Linked DNA regions of Homo sapiens: region 1 is linked to region 2. The links are chromatin loops, found by intact Hi-C in ENCODE. Cell type or tissue: CD4-positive, alpha-beta T cell. All regions are shown on one strand. Each heading gives the region's core, and the rest is flanking DNA. Links, peaks and the distances in the headings are about the cores only.

Region 1 (8,342 bases), core at 75-8,074, 1.1 Mb before region 2:
TCCACGCGGTTCTCCTGCCTCAGCTTCCCAAGTAGCTGGGATTATAGGTGCCCACCACCACACCTGGCTGGTTTTTGTATTTTTAGTAGAGTTGGAGTTTCACCATGTTGGCCAGGCTGGTCTCGAACTACTGACCTCAGGTGATCCACCCACCTCAGCCTCCCAAAGTGTTGGGATTACTGGCCTGAGCCACTATGCCTGGTCCTCCATCTGGTAACTTTCTATACACTTTTCTTACTTTCCATTTCATTCAGCTCTACTGAGTTTGGCAGTTTTACTAGAAGTAACTTTCTGTATTACAAGTTCCTTGAAGGCTGAGAATCAAGTTTTATTTCTCTTGTAAATCCTAGTTAGTAAATAAAATCAGAGTCCCTTATAAACAGCTGCTGCCATATTAATTTCAAAATTTACTGAAAAGATATGAATTGTTATTGCTTGACCTTTATTTCAAACCATCTGATGTGAGGTCATGAGCTTATGGATTCATACACCCAAACGGGCCATCCATAAGAGTATCATCTATACCTACCTCCTACAGTGGGAGTTATACATTGAACAGAAACTTTTTTTGGCATTCATCAGAGCCAACCTCCTTTACAGGGCAATATTATACTGAATGAAAAACCTGTTAACAGCTGGACCTATTATCATAGAAAAAATACAAAAACAAATGCAACAGAATACCCTATAAATAATTCTCTATGTTTGACCTCAAGCAAAGCAATTTGGGGACTGGAACAGAGGTTTCATAACCAGAAAGGTCTGAGTTTGAATCCCAACTCTACCACTTTTCATCTGAGTTACGATGGGTGAAATACCTTTCTAAGCCTAAGTTTCCCCATGTGTAAAATGGGGATAATCAAGTAATGACAGCTCATGTGGTTGATTGTCTGAAGGATCAACTGAGTTATAAGTAAATGGGTCTGTCATAACATCTGGCATAAAGTAAGCACTCAATACATGTTAGTCATTACTGTTATTAATAATTACTGACACTGCATACCAAAGAACATACCACAGAGCACTCTAGCTCAATGTATACACGATTACATCCATTTCATCTCAACTATCAGGTTGAGGGCAGAGATTGTACTTTTCTATTTTTAACTTAACAGAGTGTCCAGGGCACAGGAGGTATTCAATAAATCATTACCGAATAGATGAATGACTCAGGGAATGAATAAATGCCAAACAATTAAGATTAATTTGCAGTGTGCTTTGAATTTCTTAGAAGAAACCTATTCTTTGTATTATATGGGTAAGTAATAACCATTTTTCAAATGGCCTAAATATGCAATAAAAATACACATTTCTCATCAGGGGCTCTAACACAAGGGTGCCGATAATCCACAGGGCCAACAGTCAGTTTCACGCAATTTAATTGAAGTTTAAAATGAGTTGCACTTCAGCAAAAAGATTGCCATCAAGATTGGGAGGAACAACCCTGTTAGAAAGACGCCCAGGAGCATGGGAAATGTAGCCTGAGATGTGAGAAGTCCACCGCAGACAACAGGTATTAGAGTGAGAGGTAGCTGATAGTTACCATTCTTGAAATGCCTCACAGGTTCAAACAGCAGGTCTAAGAATATCTGGATCTCCTCAGGTTGGGTCCCGGCCAGGAACCGCAGGACAATGGCCATGCGGGTGCCTGAAGCAGATTTCCCCTGAGTTTTACTCCCAGTCTTATTCTTCATTCGCCCATACAAAATTCTGAAAAGGCAAAAGCACATTATTTGTTTGCACATTAATTCTAAAATATGAGTTGTTTTATTTGCCTAAAAGGCTAGAAGAGCAACTCAATAGATTTAAATGGATATATTATAAAACACAGAAACATGAAAATAGAAATTAGATATTTAACACAGACAATGAAAAAAGTCAACAACAAAATAAGGCTAAGAGAGCTGGGTGCAGTGCTACGTGCCTGTAGTCCCAGCTACCTGAGGGGCTGAGGCCAGAGGATCACTTGAGCTCAGGAGTTTAAAGCCAGCCTGGGCAACTTAGTGAGACCACGTCTCTATAAAAAAATTCAAAAATTCAAACAAAACACAACAAAAAACAAAGCTAAGGGAAGCAGGAAGGACAAAGGCCAGAAGGTGGTTTGTTATGGGAGAAAAAGTAGGCAAATCAAAGGTAAGTCTAATGAAGAAAAAATGAAAATGAGAATATATAGATTAAAAGGAAATAAGAGAATACAATTGTAAGTAAAATAAGGAAGCTGGAAACAGTTCAATGAAAAAGCTAATTTTCAGGAAAACACATAAATATAAATAAATAAAAGGAACTTGAGAAGAAAACCCACAGAGACCGATACTTATTGGAAAACACAAAGCTAATACAGTTTACAAGTGGGCTTTTTAAACTTTCAAGGAAAAAAAATAATTTCTATGCTATGAAGTTTCATAGCAGAGAGAAAGAGGGAAACAGTCTTTTCTCATTTATTAATGTGGCATAATTGTGATATTGAGAAGGGTTAATGAAAATAAAACTACATGCCAATCTTGCTTACAAACATAAAATACAACATTTGTAACTATAGTATCCAGTGCTGCACTGAAATCAAATAAGGATTGCCCCAGGAAATGCAAGAAAGAGTCATTAGTAAAATCTACTAGATTAATACAGATTAATCGTTCCTGGTAAAAGTTAATATAATCATTTTAATATATGTTCAACAAACTTGATGAACTCTGTTACACTAAAATCCATCTATCTTGCACTTTGAATGAATCTTTTACCCATACATGATACTATTACATGCATCAGTTACTTGGAAAATATTCGTTTACTAAGTTATGCAGAAATGTCAAATGTTGACACATTTCACTGCAAACCAAAAAAAGAAATTTGTTTATTAACATTTGTTAATATCATTAATCATCTCATCAGAAAAGTCTTTAAGCATTGGGAAGATGTCAGGTTCATAGTACCAGATAAAAGTTTTCTCCAATCCTAATTTCCACTTGAATGCTAGAATTTAGTTATTGGAAATAAATGCTGACAGTTGTTTTCCTTGAAGTGGCAGGCTCACTGCGTTCATGTTCAAGAAAATGCCTGTGAAAAGAATCCTAGCGTATATGTCTTACAAATAAGAAAAGTAGCTAGTTCAGCTTGTACATCAAATACTCACACGGGTGCCATTCATTGAGACAGCCCATGCACAGCAAAAGTATTTTATGCATTCTTCCCACTTTATCATACATGTACTCAGGGTCAAGACTCATCAAGTGTGTTTGTTTGTTAAATAACTCCAAGTATGTGGCAATGAAGAATGACTAGTAGAATTTGGTGCCACCGTCTTGATTCATGTGCTAGGGTACTAGGAGTTTTACCCACCATTGTTTTTGCCTTGTCAGTACAAATGTCAACACAGTGAAAAAGATAATGTCTTAGTAGTAGTAGCATAAAAAACTTTTGGCCAGCAGCAGAGGCTCAAACTACTTGAAGAAGGCATCGCTGATAAGGACACATTTGAGATGAGACCAAATGAATGAGATGTCAGCTGGCATGTCTTCTATGCAGAGGGATGAGCAAGTGCAAAGAATTTAAAGTGGGTTCTGAGAGAGGTGGTAAACAGGAAGAAATATGGTTATAGATATCATTTGAAGCCACCATATCAAGCCCTGTAGGTAGCAGTAAGGACTTTCTATTATATTCTGAGTAAAATGAGATGTCAAAAGGTTTGTAAACAGGGGACTAACATAATCTGTGACTGCTATTACCATTTGTGATTTTTTTAATAGAGAAAATACAAGAAAACCCAATGACAACTACTAACGCTAATAAAAGTTTTGTCATGTGGATGGCTAAATAACACAAAAATCAATAGCTTTTATATATAATTAGTTATGTAGCAAAAATAAGCTAAAAAATATAAAATGGAAAATTCCCTCTACAAGAACAAAACGTAGTTATAAAATGAAAACACTTTATTGAAAGACTACAAAAAAGGAATGATTTGAATAAATGAATATAAATACTGATGCAACTTCTCCTCAAATCAAAAGGGGAAATTACTTTGGGAAAATCAAAGTAAATGTTCATCTAGATTCTAGAAAAAACCAAAATATTTTGGAAAGAAAGGACTAATGAGATTTGTGATTGTTATTATAAACAAACCAGTGCAGAATTGGAACAAGGCAGATTAATGTAAAACCAGCAAAAGCCAACTGAAGAGTCAATTATACATGGATATTTAGTGCATATTAAAAGTGGCACTCTGGCTGGACGTGGTGGCTCATGTGTGTAATCATAGCACTTTGGGAAGCCAAGGTGGGGGGACAGCCTGAGCTCAGGAGTTTTGAGACCAGCCGGGACAACATCTCTACAAAAAAATACAAAAATTTTCAGCTGGTGAAACTCCGTCTCTACAAAAAAATACAAAAATTAACTGGGCGTTTTGGCACGTGCCTGTAGTCCCAGGTACATGGGGAGCTGAGGCGGGAGGATCGCTCGAGCCCAAGAGATCGAGGCTGCAGTGAGCTGTGCTGGCACCACTGCCTTCCAGCCTGGGTGACAGAGAGAGACCTCGTCTCTGAAATAAATAAATAAATAAATAAATAAATAAATAAATGTGGCTCTCAAATCAGTAGAGAAAGTTTAGACTTTTTTAAAAAAATTATTATTATTTATTTATTTATTTTTTTATTTTTTTGAGACAGAGTCTCGCTCTGTCATCCAGGCTGGAGTACAGTGGCGCGATCTCAGCTCACTGCAACCTCCACCTCCCGGGTTCAAGTGATTCTCCTGCCTCAGCCTCCCAAATCGCTGGGATTACAGGCACGTGCCACCACGCCCAGCTTATTTTGGTATTTTTAGTAGAGTTGGGGTTTCACCATGTTGGTCAGGCTGGTCTCCAACTCCTGACCTCGGGATCCATCCACCTCCGCCTCCCAAAGAGCTGGGATTACATGCGTAAGCCACCAGGGGGCGTCCAGCTGAAAGTCTGGATTTTTTAAGTGAAATGGTATTGCGACAATTGGGTAACACTATTTGGAAAGAAATTAGGTTTAATCCTTACTTCATTTCATACATCAAAATAAATTCCAGATGAATAAAATAATCAAATTAAAACAAACAGAATGAGAAGAAAACAGAGAGGAATATTATTTACCTGGTTTTAGAAAATACAAGTTGTCAGACATTAAAAAAAAATTTCATGAGAAAATAAACACAAATGACCCATAATCTTTTAAAACAATTCATCTTCACTAGTAAACCTAAAATATGTGAAGTCATACAACATGATATCATTTATCACTGACAAATTAGCAAGAATTAAAACAATCAAAAAATAATAACAACAAACACCCTAGTGTTGGAATGGTGTGAAACAGGCATCCTACTGCTGGTAGGAATATAAAGTGGTTCAAACTTATGGTTGGAAAGAAGTAGTTCTGAACAACAATTTGGTAATATACACCAAAAAGTTTTAAAATTTTCATCAATTTTCCTATCAAGAATCTATTCTAATCCATCAATCGAATAAGATTTATAGGTATTCAATGTAAGATTTTCTATTTTGCAAAAAAACCAAAATAAACAACAAAAACTACAGACAGGCAAAATGCTCAACACAAGTAAATGACAGCTTGTCTATATGATGAAGAATCACATTTTGAAACATTTCATGATCTAAGAAAATTCTTGTAAAATATTAAGTGAAAAAAGGTTATAAAACGTTTTATAAAATATCATCTCAATTTTCTTTCAAAAACTTGTATGGGTGTATTATTTAGATGTTTTTTGGTAGCTTGTATTCAACTACTCTGGACTTCATACAACCATCTGCTTTTTACTCTTAGAAATTTAAAATATACAAGTATTGCGGATGTTTCCTATTTACTATTGTTTTTGAGATTATAAAGTTGATAGTTATTTTTGAGTGTTTGGATATAAGATGATTTCTGCTTTCTATTTTTATTGTTTCTGTAATCCACCAATAACTGTAATTTTGTATATTCACTTATTCACTCCCTCAAATATTTTTATGTCTATTATAGTAAAGTTCTTAAAGCTTGCTATAAATGGAATCTTAATGCTGGCTACAAATGGAACTAAACAGAGCCATTAGATAAGTGCTAGCAGAGTCCCTGAGCATATCTGAACCAGCTCCTATTAAGGAAACAGAAGCCCAGTGGATCTAAAAGACTTTCTCTATCTGATAGAACTACACAGTAGGGGGCTGGACCAAAAGCAAACCTGTTAAATCCCAATCCCATGATCTTTCCAATTCTCATCATTCCAGAGCTGGTGAGATGAAAGATTTAAGCTTCATTTTTCTTTATACCCAGCATATATAAACTTTGTATTATTTATGGATCATCTTTTTGCTCTACCATTTATAATTAAAGGAATAATAACATCATTAAATATCACATGATATTTGGAAAACAGAGTGAAATATTTCTACTGTATCTCAACAGTAAAATTTAGGAAAATATTAAATTTAATTATATTATTGTCACAATAATACTATGGTAAGATCTTCTTTATATTAGGGCCCAGGCGCAGTGGCTCACGCCTGTAATCCCAGCACTTTGGGAGGCAGAGGCGGGTGGATCGCCTGAGGTCAGGAGTTCAAGACCAGCCTGGCCAACATGGTGAAACTCTTTCTCTACTAAAAATACAAAAATTAGCCAGGCATGGTGGCGCACGCTTGTGATCCCAGCTACTCAGGAGGCTGAGGCACAAGAATAGCTTGAACCTGGGAGGGCGGAGGTTGCAGTGAGCTGAGATCACACCACTGCACTCCAGCCTGGGTGACAGAGCGAGACTCCCTCTAAAAAAAAAATAAATAAAGATCTTTCTTTATGTTAGGAACAAAATTTAGTCTCTATACCAATTTGGCTTCTCCCAAAGGTACAATTCAAAAAAAAAGCAGCTGGCGGTGATGGCTCACATTTGTAATCTTAGCACGTTGGGAGGCCAAGGTGGGAGCATCACTTGAGCCTGGGAGGTCTAGGCTGCAATGAGCTGTGATCATGCCACTGCACTCCAGCCTGGGTGACAGAGCAAGACCCCATCTCCAAAGAAAATGCAATCAAAAGAAAATAGAAAATGAAATATTCTATTACAGTTGTTGAAAGAACCATAATACTGTACTCACAATTGTGTTTGTTATTAACTTTTTAAAAATCAGTGTTTGAACAGCATAAATACCTCATCAGAATAGGAAATAGATCTGCTCGGTGGGCTGTTTTCACTACAGCATTATCTTCTGAAATGCTAAAATGCACTATCTCTTCCTTAAAGCTTCTGTCTTCAAGCAACCTTTGTAAGTTTTCCCTTTAAAAACAGAGAACAGCACAAATCACCACTTTATCAACAGTGCTTTTGAATAATGAAAGAGTGAAATATGTACACAGAGTAATAACTAAAATAAGGTATATAGTACATATTATGGTTGATATCCATAAAGGAAAATCCTCAAAAAAATCTCCTAAAATGACAGATTTGTACATTTCAAAAGGTATAACGGATTAGAAAAGATTAGATTCTGTCCATAACTCAGCTGTTTAAAAAAGCATGATACAAAAAGCTTTCCTCAGTTCTTAGAGTGACTTTGATTCTCTAAGTAACCACCAAGATTCTATGGCATTATATTAATAAGAAGAGGAAAATGACATAATATTTACAACACAGTTTTAAAATTAACATTCTCTATTTTAGTATCATGGAGAACAACCCAACAAATATACTACTCGTTTTCATTTCTTGCTTGGAAATACGATGACCTCAGAAAAAAGGGAAACTTTCTAGGCCTTTAATAAATTATTCTAGAAGAGGCTCTTAGGCAGAAATATAAAAATCAGCTGAAGAAATAACAGTTCTTTAAGCTTCAAGTAACTTACCTGTAAGGGAGGACATGAGGATGTTTATATGTCATTATGCAATCCAAGGTTATTTTTTGCACCATTTGATCTTGGTGTAGCAACAACTAAGAACAGTATTTTACAGAATTAATGAAGTCATATATACATATACCATAGGATAGCAATTTACTTGTGGTTATTTGCTAAATGAGATTTGAAAAATTCTAAATTTTTACACAAGACCTAAACCTGATTGCTAACAACAGCTTCACATTTTCCTGGAAGTAAAAAAAGATGAACAGAATATATGCAAAGTAAAAATGGAAACAAAACTCTCTGACACCTGCATCCCACAGTCATACCCTGGGGTCTACCAGCTTTTGGGTGAGGCCAATCCTCTCTCTCTTTCTCTTTTTTTTTTCAAACAGAGTCTTGCTCTGTTTTCCAGGCTGGAGTGCAGTGATACGATCTCGACTCACTGCAACCTCTGCCTCCTGGGTTCAAACGATTCTCCTGCCTCAGCCTCCC
Region 2 (8,342 bases), core at 12-8,011:
AAGACAGGTGGATAACCTGAGGTCAGGAGTTTGAGACCAGCCTGTCCAACATGGTGAAACCCCATCTCTACCAAAAATACAAAAATTAGCGTGTGTGGTGGTGGGCACCTGTAATCCCAGCTACTTGAGAGGCTGAGGCAGGAGAATTGCTTGAACCCAGGAGGTGGAGGTTGCAGTGAGCTGAGATCACACCGCTGCACTCCAGCCTCAGCAATAGGGAGAGACTCTGTCTCAAAAAAACTAACAAACAAAAATTCTCAACTAAGAGTCTGTGAAAAGGTTTCAAAGGGCCAAAGTACAATACACTTTCTGAAACTGTAGGCAGTTTTTTGTGTATCTGTGCTTATGGCATCTTTCTAGGAAGACAATCCATGGCTGTCAGCAAATTTTCACGAGGGCTGTGGCGCAAGCACAGTAAGAACCACTGGGTTCAAGAATCTAAAAGTCTTTATTGATGTATATTTATATATTTCCTAAATTTTGCTTTTACCTTATGGATAAACTATTAAATATCCCAATGTTATATTAACATAAGAGCATTGGCTGGATGTGGTGGCTCATGCCTATAATCCCAGCACTTTGGGAGGCTGAAGTGGGTAGATGCCTTGAGCCCACGAGTTCCAAGACCAGCCTGCACAACATGGCAAAACCCCATCTCTAGTAAAAATGCAAAAATTAGCCAGGTACAGTGGTGGGTGCCTATAGTCCCAGCTGCTCAGGAGGCTAAGGTAGGAGGATCACTTGAGCCCAGGAGCAGAGGTTGCAGTGAGCTGAGATTATGCCACTGCACACCAGCCTGGGCAAAAAAAAAAAAAAAAAGCACTAAGCTAGATGACTTTTAAGTTCTTCCTACTTAAAAAAAAAGAAAGGCTGGGTGTGGTGGCTCACACCTGTAATCCCAGCACTTTGGTAGGCCAAGGCAGGCAGATGACCTGAGATCAGGAGTTCGAGACCAGCCTGGCCAACATGGTGAAACCCCGTCTCTACTAAAAATACAAAAAATTAGCCGGGAGTGTTGGTGCATGCCATCTACTTGGGAGGCTGAGGCAGGAGAATTGCTTGAACCCGGGAGGCAGATGTTGCCGAGATGGTGCCATCGCACTCCAGCCTGGGTGATGGAGCGAGACTCTGTCAAAAAAAAAAAAAGCAACCCAATTATATGACACTGGAAGATAAAACTGCCCTAATCTGCATATTTTTTTTTTTTAAGTTGGGGAGGAAGTTAGTATACTTCCAGTGGAAGACCTGAGAGGGTACCTGAAGAGATACCGGGAAAATATTGGAAACATGCCACCAAGCCCTCTTCGATAGAAGTCTCCTTATTTGGAAAGTTGCCATTTTAATGTTCAGTGTGAATCAGGTAGGGATTTGCTAGTCATCACTATGAATGGTGGATACTTTGACAAATGCTTTAAGGATATTACCATGTTGTTGCGTCTGCTGTTCAGAAAATTATAACCTTAGACAAATATCTTTGCACTGAGCCTCAGTTTTTTAAAAATCTCTAAAATAAAAATACACATGCACAGATTTGTATTTTTAAGATCGAGCTATTCCTTTAATAGTTTAAGGTTGAAACAAAGAAATAAAAAATGAAATAAATTAAAAAAAATTTTTTAAGATTGGGCCAGATAATACCAAAGGTACCTTCCAACTCTTCGATGGATAACAGTCATCTGTCCATCTGTAAATAGTGGGTTCGTGAGGGAGAATCTGTGATGTGGTAACAGGAATATGGGCTCTGAAGTCTACAATTCAATGCAATTTCCATTAAAATACTACCATCATTCTTTACAGAACTAGAAAAAATAAAAATCCTAGGCTAGGTGCAGTGGCTCACACCTGTAATCCCAGCACTTTGGGAGGCCAAGGTGGGTGGATCACCTGAGGTCAGGAGTTCGAGTCCAGCCTGGCCAACATGGTGAAAACCCATCTCTACTAAAAATACAAAAATTAGCTGGGTGTGGTGGCACACGCCTGTAGTCCCAGCTACTTGGGAGGCTGAGGCAGGAGAATCACTTGAACTTGGGAGGTGGAGGTTGCGGTGAGCCGAGATCACGCCACTGCACTCCAGCCTGGCTGGCAACAGAACGAGACTCTGTTTCAAAAAAAAAAAAAAAGAAAAAGAAAATCCTAAAATTCATATGGAAAGAAAAAAGAGCCTGCATAGCCAAAGCAAGACTAAGCAAAAAGAACAAATCTGGAGGCATCACAGTACCTGATTTTAAACTATACTATAAGGCCATAGTCACCAAAACAGCATGGTACTAGTATAAAAATAGGCACATAGACCAATGGAACAGAATAGAGAACCCAGAAATAAACCCAAATACGTATAGCCAACTGATCTTCGACAAAGCAAACAAAAACAGAAAGTGGGGAAAGGACACCCTCTTCAACAAATGGTGCTAGGATAATTGGCAAGCCACATGTAGGAGAATGAAACTGGATTCCTCATCTCTCACCTTATACAAAAATCAACTCAAGATGGATCAAGGACTTAAATCTAAGAACTGAAACTTTGAAAATTCTAGAAGATAACATGGGAAAAACTCTTCTAGACATTGGCTTATGCAAAGATTTCATGACCAAGAACCCAAAAGCAAATACAATAAAAACAAAGATAAATAGGTGGGACTTAATTAAACAAAAGCGCTTTTGCACAGCAAAAGGAACAGTCTGCACAGTAAACAGAGAACCCATAGAGTGGGAGAAAATCTTTATACATCTGACAAAGTGCTAATATCCAGAATCTACAAGGAACTCAAACAAATCAGTAAGAAAAAAACAATCCCATCAAAAAGTGGGCTAAGGACATGAATAGAAAATTCTCAAAAGAAGATATACAAATGACCAACAAACATATGAAAAAATGCTCAACATCACTAGTAATTAGGGAAATATAAATCAAAACCACAATGCAATACTACCTTACTCCCACAGAATGGTCATAATAGAAAAATAAAAAAAAAATAGATGTTGGCATGGATGTGGTGAACAAGGAACACTTCTACATTACTGGTGGGAATGTAAACTAGTACAGCCACTATGGAAAACGGTGTGGAGATTCCTTAAAGAACTAAAAGTAGAACTATCATTTGATTTAGCAATCCCACTACTGGGTATCTACCCAGAGGAAAAGAAGTCATTATACCAAAAAGATACTTGCTCACACATGTTTATAGCACCACAATTCACAATTGCAAAAATACGGAACCAGCCCAAATGCCCATCAATCAACAAGTGGATAAACAAAGTGTGGTATATGCATACAATGGAATACTATGCAGCCATAAAAAGGAATGAATTAAGGGCATTCGCAGCAACCTGGATGGGATTGGAGACCATTATTCTATGTGAAGTAACTGAGGAATGGGAAACCAAACATCGTATGTTCTCCTTCATAAGTGGGAGCTAAGCTATGAGAATGCAAAGGCCTAAGAGTGATACAGTGGGCCAGGCATGGTGGCTCATGCCTGTAATCCCAACACTCTGGGAAGCTGAGGCAGGTGGATCACCTAAGGTCAGGAGTTCAAGACCAGCCTAGCCAACATGGTGAAACCCGTCTCTACTAAAAATACAAAAATTAGCCAGGCGCAGTGGCGGGCACCTGTAATCCCAGCTACTTGGGAGGCTGAGATAGGACAATTGCCTGAACACAGGAGATGGAGGCTGTAGTGAGCCGGGATCATGCCACTGCACTCCGGCCTGGGTGACAGAGCAAGACTCCATCTTGGGGGAAAAAAAAAAAAGAATGATACAGTGGAGTTTGGGGACTTGGGGGTGAAAGGGTGGGAAAGGGGTAAGGGATAAAAGGCTACAAATTGGGTTCAGTGTATACTGCTGGGGGGATGGGTGCCCCAAAATCTCACAAATCACCACTAAAAAGCTTATTCATGTAACCAAATACCACCTGTTCCCCAAAAACCTATGGAAATGAAGAATTTTTAAAAAGAGAATAAAAAAAAAAAAAAAACCTTAAAAGAAAAAAAGAATATGGGCTCTGGAATCATAGACCTGGATTTACGATTTGACCTGTTTGGGTTAAAAGGGAAAATACTATCAGATGAGTATTCTAGATTAGGATAAAATATAGTTTAGAAATAGAATTACCAGAAGTCAGAGTTGTTAAGCATACTTTAAATATCTTATTTTGTTATCATTTAAATTGAGTATTTCCTACAACATTCTCTAATGGAGCTTATTTTTATCAACGTGTACATATATATGTATATGTATGTGTATATACATATATATATATACACACACATACATCCATACTACTACTCAATGAAACTTGTAAACAGTGAAACGTTTGTAAACAATGAAACTTGTTTACAAAGAAACTGACTTCTACTGAATAGTTTTTGAAGGTTCTGAGGCATTAATTTCCAAAGGGAAATTTCTAACCAAGCATTGCCATGCCACCTAGTGACAGCTTCATAAAGCACAGTTATTAGGCTTAAAAAGAATTAAGTTCCCAAGGGTATCATCATTCAATGTTAGGCTAAACAGTTTGGAGGGACTTACGTGTAAAGCATTTTTTTCTCTGTATAAATAAATCCAGCTTCAATTACTGGAAAGCTTTGCTCCTGATAGAATATTCAGTAAATTTCCATGACCATTAACGGTCTGATTCATAACACTTGAGACTGTTTAAACTTCTTAGATTATTCGGTCTCTACGAGATGACAAAGATTGTTTGCTTGACCAAACTTTAGTCAGGCTCCTGAATCTTCTTCTAGTCCCATCTGTGCTCTTCCTTGTAAAATCCCATTTTAGCAAAGAACCCTGCTGTGTCAGTTTAGCAAGAAGCCCCCACCGTCAATATCTGATCATACTCAATATCCAATCAGGTTCCTCATCCTTCATCATTCCCCAAAGGTTATGTGTCATCATCCTGGCCAGTCTTCAGCGAGAATCCTGTTAGGTCAGTTCAGCCAGAATCTCCCTTACCCTTGAGGTTTTTCTCTGAGTAATTTTCCATTCATTGACCCCTGACCTGCTTCTTGGCTATAAATTCCCACCACTTGGCCATGCCGTACCCAGATTTGAGGCTAGTATCTCTCTCTGACTGCAAAATCCCATAGCAGTGGTCCCTGTACCTATTTTGATGGTCCTGAATAAAATCATCTTTTAACAAGTATCATTGAACAATTTTTTTTGTTGACAGGTACTATCCACATAAATAAAAGTTTGGTTTTTTGTTTGTTTGTTTCTGGAGACAGGGTCTAACTCTGTCACTCAGGCTGAAGTGCAGTGGTGTAATCATGGCTCACCACAGCCTCAACCTCCTGGGTTCAAGTGATTCTCCCACCTCAGCCTCCTGAGTAGCTGGGACTACAGGCACATGCCACCAAGCCCAGCTAGCTTTTTTTTAAGAGACAGGGTTTCGCCATGTAGCCCAAGCTCATAAAAGATTTTCTAACTCCAAAAAAAATTTTTTTTTGAGACAAAACGTTTTTCTTCTTATATAACTTTTATACATAAAGAATTCAAGACTGAAATCTGTTATTGAGATCTTTTTCCTGGAAATCTTTCCTTCCGGTACACTCTACAAGTAGATTGCAAGTGCTTCTATTTGCTGATTCCTTGCATGCTAAAAAGATTTTTGGAACACAAAAACCAAAAAAGTTGGGGCTGAAGCCTCATCTCTGATGCTTAGCAACCCTATAACCAATGATGCTACCTAATAATTCATTCATGAGTATAATCATTCAGCTTTTCAGCTATGCCAGGTATGATGTAGGAGACATAAAGTGGATGTCATAGTCCCACCCTTGGAAAAGTAACTCTAATACAAAGAACATAAACATGACATTAACAACGTAGTAATGTATAGAGGTATGAAGACAGAACTCTATACAACTATTTTATTATGGCATCTGAAAGAGAAGCAGTATTTAAAGTTGGTCGTGAAATCTGAATGGGAGTTAGAATTTGTAACAGCATCTCTGGAAGAGGGACGAGAATGTTTAAAGGGACTGGGTTGCCGAGAACATTTTATACATATTTCCATCTTTCAGGGGGCTGTATGCATATGCATACATGAAAATTATATATATGTATGTATATAGGAGTGGCAGCTTGGGTTAGAAAGATGAGGAGTTGAGAGTAAATTTAACTTTGATATGTTTAGGGTGAGATACTTGTGAACATCTAAATTGAAGGTGTGGTAAAGCATAAACTTCAAAATTAGACCCACCTGTGTTTGACTCGCAAGTCCACTACCTAATGTGACCTTGAACAGTTTACTCGTTGTTTTGAACCTAGGTTTTCTCATTTGCAAAATGGAGCTAGTATACAATTGTTGCAGTTAGGATTAAATGATATGTACATACATTGCCTGTCACAGGTTACACTATTTTAATAAGTGCTATCCTCTCACCCGCCAGGCCTGTTTCTTTTTTTGTGTTTGTTTTGTTTTGTTTTGTTTTGTTTTTGAGATGGAGTTTCCCTCTTGTTGCCCAGGCTGGAGTGCAATGGCGCGATCTCGGCTCACCACAACCTCCTGCCTCCCAGGTTCAAGCGATTGTTCTGCCTCAGACTCCCAAGTAGCTGGGATTACAGGCATGCGCCACCACGCCTGGCTAATTTTGTATTTTTAGTAGAGATGGGGTTTCTCCAAGTTGGTCAGGCTGGTCTCAAACTCCCGACCTCAGGTGATCCGCCCACCTTGGCCTCCCAAAGTGCTGGGATTACAGGCGTGAGCCACCGTGCCCAGCCTTAGGCCAGTGTTTCTCAAAGTGGCCCAAGGTCTACCTGCACCAGAATCACCTGGAGTGCTTGTTACACAATGACGCCTTTCCATACCTAATAAATTAATTTACTGAGATGGAGCTTGAAACTCTGAAATTTAACCGTCACATTGGAGTTGTGAGGTATATAAATTATGTTAATTAACCCATATACAAAGATTTTTTTTTTTTTTTGAGACGGAGTCTTGCTCTGTCGCCCAGGCTGGAGTGCAGTGGCGCGAACGTGGCTCACTGCAACCTCCACATCCTGGGTTCAAGCTATTCTCTAGTCTCAGCCTCCCTAGTAGCTGGGATTACAGTTGCGTGCCACCATACCTGGCTAATTTTTGCATTGTTTTTTAGTAGAGACAGGGTTTCACCATGTTGGCCAGGCTGGTCTCAAACTCCTGACCTCAGGTGATCTGCCTGCCTTGGCCTCCCAGAGTGCTGGGATTACAGGCGTGAGCAACTGCACCTGGCAAAGACTTCTAATTACACAACTGTTCACTGACTCAAGTTTCTATTAGCATTTTCCTTTAGGCTAAAAATATGAAACCACTTAACCTTTTGTCAGAAAGAATATGATACTTCGAAAGTTAAAAATGAATATATGAGACATTTTCCTAATAATTCTTTTTTTTTTTCTGAGGCAGGATCTCTCTCTGACACCCATGCTGGAGTGCAGTTGTGTGATCTCAGCTCACTGCAACCTCTGCCTCTCAGGTTCAAGCGACTCTCCCGCCTCAGCCTCCTGAGTAGCTGGTACTACAAGCGTGACCCACCACACCTGCCTAAATTTTGTATTTTTAGTAGCAATAGGGTTTCACCATTTTCCTAATTCTTAAAGTGCAAGTTCAGAGTAAAACTAGGTGCTTTAAAGATGGCTCAAGGATGCTAAATACTAACCATTAAATTAGCAACAAAAAGTTAATAAAACATTAAAATTGACAAAGATATTTTGATAAAGTTATTCCTTTGTTTTATTTGTTGTGTGTTTTATTGTAAGATTGTCACTAGGGGCCAGACATGGTGGCTCACACCTGTAATACCAGCACTTTGGGAGTCTGAGGCAGGCAGATTGCTCGAGCCCAGGAGTTGGAGACCAGCCTGGGCAACATGGCAAAACCCCATCTCTACAAAAAATTTGCCAGGCGTGGTGGTGGACACCTGTAGTCCCATCTACCCAGAAGGCTAAGGTGGGAAGATCACTTGCTGTGAGGAGTGATTGAGCCACTGCACTCTAGCCTGGATGACAGAATGTGACCCTGACACACACACACACACACACACACACACACACACACACACACACACACACACTCTAAAAAAATTTGCCGGGCACAGTGGCTCACACCGGTAATTACAGCACTTTGGGAGGCCAAGGCGGCTGGATCACTTGAGGTCAAGAATTCGAGACCAGCCTGGCCAACATGGTGAATCCCCGACTCTAATAAAAATACAAAAAAATTAGCCAGGTGTGGCGGGCGCCTGTATTCCCGTCTACTGGGGAGGCTAAAGCAGGCAGGTAGGATTGCTTGAACCCAGGAGGCAGAGGTTCCAGTGAGCGGAGATCGCACCACTGCGCTCCACTCTGGGCAACAGAGC

What was found. A loop is a pair of places that touch in the nucleus more often than their neighbours do. Peaks named below come from ENCODE experiments on the same cell type or tissue, not always from the same donor. Only the 100,000 strongest peaks of a DNase experiment are listed, where the experiment ranks them.
Region 1: a loop joins it to region 2, with 14 times the contacts of the local background. A loop is called at or near these places in 3 of 110 quality-filtered maps.

The regions. Positions count from the first base shown.
Region 1 is chr12:101,320,449-101,328,790 of GRCh38, reverse strand. UTP20 (UTP20 small subunit processome component) reads right to left here. Exons shown (of 62, transcript NM_014503.3): 24 at 7,854-7,939; 25 at 7,162-7,287; 26 at 1,544-1,710. Among named protein-coding and RNA genes, the nearest start is that of UTP20, 45 kb to the right of the region's middle. In CD4-positive, alpha-beta T cell, for the core only: a CTCF peak has its summit at 4,947 (motif pointing right); a DNase peak (open chromatin) is centred at 4,910.
Region 2 is chr12:100,230,986-100,239,327 of GRCh38, reverse strand. It overlaps a transcript of DEPDC4 not described here. Among named protein-coding and RNA genes, the nearest start is that of DEPDC4, 32 kb to the left of the region's middle. In CD4-positive, alpha-beta T cell, for the core only: CTCF peaks have their summits at 4,229 and 4,429 (motif pointing left); a DNase peak (open chromatin) is centred at 4,417.